2 separate regions of the Homo sapiens genome follow, and region 1 is linked to region 2. Evidence: chromatin contacts called from ENCODE Hi-C or POLR2A ChIA-PET data. All regions are on one chromosome and are shown on one strand. The core of a region is the stretch at or near the end of the contact, and the rest is flanking DNA. Distances in the headings are between cores, read along the strand shown.

Region 1 (3,543 bases), core at 915-3,414, 53 kb after region 2:
CTCTTCCAGTCACATTGACACCTCTTCCAGGAAGGCTTCCTGGTTCTCCCTGAGTCCATAGACCGTCAGGACCTTTCTCGCCCCATGTTGGGGTCCCTGCTGCACTGTCTCCTTCCAGGCCCCAGGCAGGCTCCTGGTGTGAACATTGATTGGAATTAATGAGAGTTGGCCTCTGTTCTCAGAGCACACAACCACACGGAGGCCAGGCCTGGGGCAGAGATGGGGTCTCCATCACCCAGTGCTGGTGGGGATGCTGGTGTTGTGGGTGAGTTGGCTGGGAGCTGGCACCACCCGGCCAGGACAGCCTTCCCTGGGAGCCACTGGCCGGGCTGAGCGTGGGGCTCACCTGCGCCTCCCGGGTTGTAGCCGTGCAGGAGGAGCGGCAGCGTGGCAAGGACCGGAACGAGAATGAGGTGGAGTCGACCAGCAGCGCCAACGAGGACATGCCGGTGGAGAGGATCCTGGAGGCTGAGCTGGCCGTGGAGCCCAAGACCGAGACCTACGTGGAGGCAAACATGGGGCTGAACCCCAGCTCGGTGAGTTGCAGCCTGTGCAGGGGTGGGCAGCCTCACATGCCTCAGTTTCCCTCACTCACTCACCCTCCCACCTGAGCAGCTGATGAGCCAGAGAGGTCCTGGGGGCTGCCCTGGGCCCTGTGGCTGCCTCAGCTCGGCCTCTTACCTGAGGTGACCCCGTGGGCCCCTCGCCCCAGCTGGGCGGCACTCTCCTCTCCTGGCCCATGCACGAGTAGCCCATGGGGCAGGGGCCAGGGGCCAGGGGCCCGGGGCCTGGGGCCCTGCGGCCACATCATCATCCTCGGCCACCTCTGCTGGGGCCTCAGCCGCCGTGTCCCCTCGGAGTTTGGCCTGTCTCGGTGCAGAGGCTGTCCCTGCTCCCCGGTGCCACTTGGAAAAGGTATGGGAGGAGGCCGAGCCCCCAGCAAGAGGCTCTGCAGGTTGGTTCCAGGGCTGGCTCTGCCAGCAGCCGTGTGGCCCTGGGCAGGTGCCCGGCAGTCGCGGTGGCTGCTGTTGATACAGGAAGCAGCTCTGCAGCCCCCCAGCTGGTCACCCCCATGCTGACCCTCCTGCCCCCTCCCACCCCAACAGCCTCAAGGGGAGGAGGATTGGGTGGGCCGCAGCCCTGGTCCCGGGCTCTTCTCCTGGGCTGGCTCCAGCTGGTCCTGGAGGTGTTGGATTCAAGACCCCCTGGCCTCGCCCTCCTCTCCTTGGACCCTCCCTGTTACTGGCTCGCTCCCTGTGGCATCTTTGCTTCTGGCTGTGGCCTTGCCAGGGAGGGCAGCACAGGGGCGTTCTGAGCCCCTCCTACCCTACCCTAAGGCCTAGGAACCTGTGCTGCTCGGGAACCATTGCTCCCTGGTGAGCTTGTCTGGCTGGGAGACCCCACCTGTCCCAGGCCCCACTGAGGGGGTGGCTCCAGCTGTGCCCGGGGTTGGGCAGGTGAGCTCCTGGCCACCCGTGTGAAGGTTCAGGACTGTGCAGTAAGCTTCCTGCTGCTGGGGACCTGGGTCCAGCTGGCCCTCAGGGCCCATGTGTCTTTTGCCATGGTCACCATGGTGTCCAGTCTTCATCTGTGTCTCCGTGTGGGTTTGGGGCTGGGACCAGAGCCCTGTGGCCACCGAAGACCTTATACAGGCCGACCATGAGGTTGCCCCAACCTCTGTCCCTCTGTGGGCCCAGGCACACCAGCCTGCCCTCCGTGCTGGGTGCGCCCTGCAGGTCACTGTCTCCCCACCCCCCAGGGCCTTCGTGCTTGCAGCTCACGTGGCCTGGAACTGGGCCCTCTGGCTCTTCCCCAGGCTTTGGTCTCAGCTGAGGTACCTCCGGCCTTCATCTGTGCCCCTGCCAGGGTGGGGACTGCCCCTGTGATGTGGGCTGAGAGCACCTGATCTTTTCTCTGTGGCCCCTGGCACTGGCCACCACAGGGTGAGGTGTGTTCACAGGGTAAGGTGTGTGGTGGGTTAATTTCTGCCCCCACGAGGCTGCTGGTGATGGCTGTGCTGCTCCTCACCACCAGCTTCGGTCAAGGACAGCGACCCCACCCTGCTCGTTGGCACTCACACAAGGCCGGCATCCCCACTGCCTCTGCCTGTCTGAGGGTGGGGGTCTGCTCTTGTCTGAGGCCCCGTGGCTGGGTCAGGGCCACCCTGCTTCCCTGCCCTTTCTGGATAGGACAACCTGGTGCCCCCACGTCCCCGGCTCTGCTCAGACCTCTACTCTGGCTGGGGGCTGGGGCTGCCCAGCTTGGGGGAAGATGAATGGGACCCCGACAGCAGGCACCGTTCTTTCCGGAGAAACCCTCCCCTTGAGTGACAGGCACAGACCCACCCCCAGCCCTGGCTGGTCTGCACGCATGCCCTGCCCTGCTCCCGCCTCACCAGCCTCGCGGAGGGCAGGGGAGGGAGGGTGGCTGTGAGGGTTTCATGATCCAGCAGAAAATCCAAAAGCAAGTTTGGCAGATGCACAAAGGGCTGCCAAGTTTTTATTTCGTGAAGGACATTATTTGGGGGGGAATCTGCCATCTGCTGTCTCCGCCACTGCCTGAAAGTTCAGGGAGTTTAGAACCACAGAGGCAGGCAGGGCTCGCTGGGGATAAAGGACACGTCTTCCACGGGGAGGGGGTCTCTCTGTGCCCGCTCACTCCCTGCTCTGTCTCATCTCACACTGAACGCTCCTCTGTGGACTGGCCTGGGTCCAACTTCCAGAACCGCTCACTGGGCCCCTTCTCTCAGATGGGCAAACTGAGGTCCAGAGAGGGGGCGACCTGCCCAGCGTCACGGTCCTGGTGCCTGGTTTCTCCCCAGCGCGGGGCAGGGCCTGGGCGGGTCCTGTGGACACTTCTAGGCAGGAGTAGAGCCCATCACACGCCTACTGTTACATGAGGCACGTTGGATCTCCAGGCGAGAATGGGAGGCTCACAGAGGTTAATCCTTTCCCCAGGCCACACAGGGAGGTGGAGCCAGGATCCTGCACTATCCCTCCCTACCTAGGGGACCCCCTCCAGGCCTAGCCCTGCTGGTACTGGAGCGAGAGCCTCACACCTGCCGGGAGTGTGCCTCCTCCTCCGCTCCGGCCTCCTGGCTCTCCAGCCTGCCACATTCTGCTCCCTGTGGCCGGCTGTGCACACTGCAGGCACATGACAGATGGTGACCCGTGTGCCCACTCCTGCAGAGGTCCCAGCCAGCCCAGGAGGGCTTGAGGCTCTCCTTCCTACCCATGGCACCAGCCTGTCACCTGGGCCTGCTCTGGGCCCCGTCTTGGCTTCCGAGAGTGGCCGGCTAGTGGCTGGGAAGTTCCTGGGTACAAGGATCCCCAGCAGAGCCACTGCTGCAGACACGGTGCTCGGGGCTGGTTCCCATATCCCCCCGCCCCTGCCAGGCCTGCTTCATCCTTTCTCAGGGATACCCTGCAGCCGATGGGCAGGCGAGAAGGATGGGCCCCTTTCAGCCCCCAGCGTGACAGAAGGAGAGGCTGAGGCTAAGAAGCCAGCCTGGCTGTGGCAGGCCTGGGGGGCGCTGTGCACAGA
Region 2 (3,152 bases), core at 439-2,938:
AGGGGTGTGGATATGGCAGAGCAGCCCTGGGTGCTCTGTGGCTCCCAGCTCCCCACACCCCCTAAGCTGGGCTCTTCCGGGCAAGGCTGGGGCGGTAACCCTGGGGTGTTCTGGGAGATTGGAGACCCCCTGGGGTTCCATGCTTTGCCCAGCCTGCCCCTGCTGACGTTAGGGCTGCCTGGGACTCAGCTGGGTCCCTAGTGTTGGTGGCTGGGGGAGAGGAGCCAGGAGCGTGGACTTTGGCATCCCAGGCTGGGGCTGGCCTCTCGGCCCCTAGCTCGTGGCCCTGGCTTTGAATGTTACATAGATGAGGCCTCATGTGGGTCCCTCCCCTTCTGCTTACCTGCCCTCTTACTTATGAGGAGGCTGATGCTAGAGAGGGGTGTGCCCTGTCCCGGTTGCCCAGCTGGGGGATGGGGCAGGCCCACAGCTTCTGGGGAGAGCGTTTCCCAAGGTGGGGTCTGGTGCTGGCAGGAGGGGGCGGGGTGAGCCAATGGCTCCGGGGCCACCACAGAGGCGGCTGTTGCTGGAGGGCTGATGGCACGCTGGGCCCGGGAAAGCCCCTCGTGGGCCATCTCCCGGAGTTCTCTTGAGGGCCCCTGTCTTACGGATGAGGAGATAGAGGTTGAGGATCACAGCCCCAGCCTGCAGGCGCTCGAGCTGAAAGCCCTCGCCCCTCGTGGTGGGGCAGCGCGTCCCTGGGTGAGTGACCAGGCGGCCTTGGGTCTCTGGTGAGCTCAGGGAGCGGGGTCCACGTTGCCTGGCCCAGGTGGGATTTGGCGGGTAACGCTCGTGGTGTGTCCTGGTGTGAGACCCGGTGTTCTTGGCTGATGTGTGGGTTTGCTCATGGGGTGGACCAGGCCGCTGCCCCTGCCTCCTGTCTCTGGCTGTGGCCATGGCTGTGTGGACCAGGCTGGGGCTGCACTGGGGCCTGGGTGGTAGGGGGTGATCTGCTTGTCCAGTGGTTTCTGTGGCTTTTCTGGGGTCCTGGGCTGTCCCTCAGCAGGCCTGGGACTGGGCGGGGACAGTGGGGATGAGTTTCAGGTCTGTTCTTGGTGGCTGTTAACTCTAGGCCAGATGTAGCCCTGAGGGGCCCGGCAGAGTCTCGGTGGGTCTCGGTGGGGCCAGCTGTCGGTGGGTGAGGTGCCCCAGGGGAAGGGAGGGCCAGCCCAGAAGGACCCTCCCATTACCCTCTGGTGGCTTGCCCATGCCACCATTCCTACTGCTAGGCTCAGGCCTGTCTTGGGGAGGGTTCCTGGGCTGGGATTGGCCGTCGGGGAGGTGCACACAGACGCTCAGCACAGTTGTGGCTGCCTCCAGTCAGGCGTCCGCTGAGCGACCCCTAGGAGCCGCCTGTCTTTGCAGGAGCCGCGGGGATCATCTGGCGGCTGCCTCCACCCCTGCCTCCACCCCTCCCTTTTTGGGAGGTGGGGCTTGGCATCTTCAGCATCTCTCGTGCCTCAGTAACAACCTGGGAGCGGTGCTGTCCCTGGGTACAGATGAGAAGCCAAGGCTCAGAGGCACCAGGGCCCCAGTGGGAGGCGGCAGAGCCTCTGGTGGCTCCGTGTGGCATGTTCTGGGCTGTGTGTGGGGCCAGGGAGGGTGTCTTCAGCACAGGTGCCCGCTGGGTGGTCTCCCATGTGTGCCCAGGAGGAGTGCCACAGCCTCTCCCTCTGCCCACCCCCCCCATGCCTGCCCTGCCAGCAGGTCCAGCAGGCCTTGGCACAGGCTCCAGAATTGCACGTGATCTCAGACGGTTCCCAGCTTCCTCTGCAGGGCGGGGCTGCTCCAGTCTCTTACACCAGCGCATCTGCAACTCATTACACAGCGGTGTCGGTGGCAGAGTGGCCTGGCCACGGCGAGCTCCTGGCGGGAGTCCCCCTCCCCAGCAGCCACCCCGTGCCATGGGCCTCCAGGTCCCCCGGGTGCTGGCCTGGGGACAGCACCACAGGGCCCAGCCAGGGCTGGGGCAGGGAGGAAGGGCCCCTCCACTAGTGGGCTTTGGCCTCCTCGTGAGGAGCTGGGTGGGGCTGGAGAAATCAGCTCCCGCCAGCCTGATCTTCCTGCCTCAGAAGCTGAACCCCGGGGACAGTGTTGGTCAGAAAAGCCATAGACTCTCCACGGAAAAGGAAGCCTGGCACCCCCCATGTTTCACGTAGGCCACCCTAAGGTCCACAGATGCCTGGGGACAAGGATTAGTGTGAGCAAAGACACAGGAGTCGGGGACACATCCCAGTCGGAACGTGGTGGAAAGGCGCCAGGCAGGCTGAGTCGGAGATGTCCCTCAGGCTCCTGCTGGGAGAAGGGGCTGGTGGTTCCCGGGCCTGCACATCCCCACCCCTGCCCTGCGTGCCACTCTCAGCCTTTGCCCAGCACCAGGCTTATTATCCGATTGGTTAATTGGTTGAGATACGGGTCACCTCCCGTAACAGTCATCTTTTTAAGGCGTGCAGTTCAGTGGGTTTTCATCCACACACTTGCACAGCCACCACCACAGCCAGCTTTAGAATTTCGAAGCACTTCCACCAACCCCCCAAAAGAAGCCCCGTGCCCGCTGGAGCTGCTGCAGTGCCCCGCCTGACCCCACCAGCCACTCCCCTGCCTGCCTTCTTTGTGGATCTGCCTGGTCTGGCGTTTGTGATCTCCCTCCATCTTCACAGCAGTCTAGGTGCTGCGCTGGGCAGGGACTGAGTCTGCGGTGGGGGGGAGGGTGGTGACCCTGTCCGGGGAGACCCAGCCTTGCTCCCCGGAGCCCACCCTTCCACTCTCTGTGGGAAGAGAAGGACACTGAGTCTGCCTTGGGTTTCTCTTGCGTCCCCACATGCAGGGACGACGTGCCAGGGCCCGCTGTGTGCCCTTACCGTGGAGATCCCACTTTACAGATGGGAAACTGAGGTTCAGTGGTCGAGGAGCCAGCACTTGGAGACAGGATGTGAAACCCCCGGCTCCTGGCCCCTCGGCCAAGCTGTCGGTGCAGTGCGGTGACCCTCGCCGGCTGGGGAGTGTGGGGTGGGCTTCCCTTTGTGGGGGCCTCAACTTGCCTGCCTGTGCAGGGGGTGTGTGGGGCACCATGGTCCCCCAAGGGGCACAGAGCCTCCTTAGCACCTGCAGCTCCCCCTCGGGTGGGGGGTGCCGGGGTGTCTTGTGGCCCC

Evidence for each region. Hi-C counts contacts between places; a loop is a spot of excess contacts on that map. ChIA-PET counts read pairs that join two places held with the same protein, here RNA polymerase II (POLR2A). Pooled maps may share reads with other maps.
Region 1: a map of left ventricle myocardium inferior shows a loop between it and region 2 (1.9-fold over the local background). The contact joins two enhancer-like sites. A Hi-C loop is called at or near these places in 28 of 168 maps with a recorded cell type or tissue (A673, CD14-positive monocyte, HCT116 and 19 more) and 24 of 50 pooled maps. POLR2A ChIA-PET finds 5 or more read pairs at or near these places in 9 of 52 experiments (A549, A673, AG04450 and 6 more).

The regions. Positions count from the first base shown.
Region 1 is chr9:134,416,792-134,420,334 of GRCh38, forward strand. RXRA (retinoid X receptor alpha) reads left to right here. Exons shown (of 10, transcript NM_002957.6): 5 at 367-536. Among named protein-coding and RNA genes, the nearest start is that of MIR4669, 39 kb to the left of the region's middle. Within about 2 kb of position 2,165, at least 6 of the 41 ENCODE cell types and tissues checked have a DNase peak (open chromatin) inside an H3K27ac peak, as active enhancers do; they include gastrocnemius medialis, left ventricle myocardium inferior and psoas muscle, where a contact is called at or near this core.
Region 2 is chr9:134,364,628-134,367,779 of GRCh38, forward strand. All of the region lies in intron 1 of RXRA (retinoid X receptor alpha), which reads left to right. Among named protein-coding and RNA genes, the nearest start is that of MIR4669, 13 kb to the right of the region's middle. Within about 2 kb of position 1,689, at least 28 of the 41 ENCODE cell types and tissues checked have a DNase peak (open chromatin) inside an H3K27ac peak, as active enhancers do; they include gastrocnemius medialis, left ventricle myocardium inferior and psoas muscle, where a contact is called at or near this core.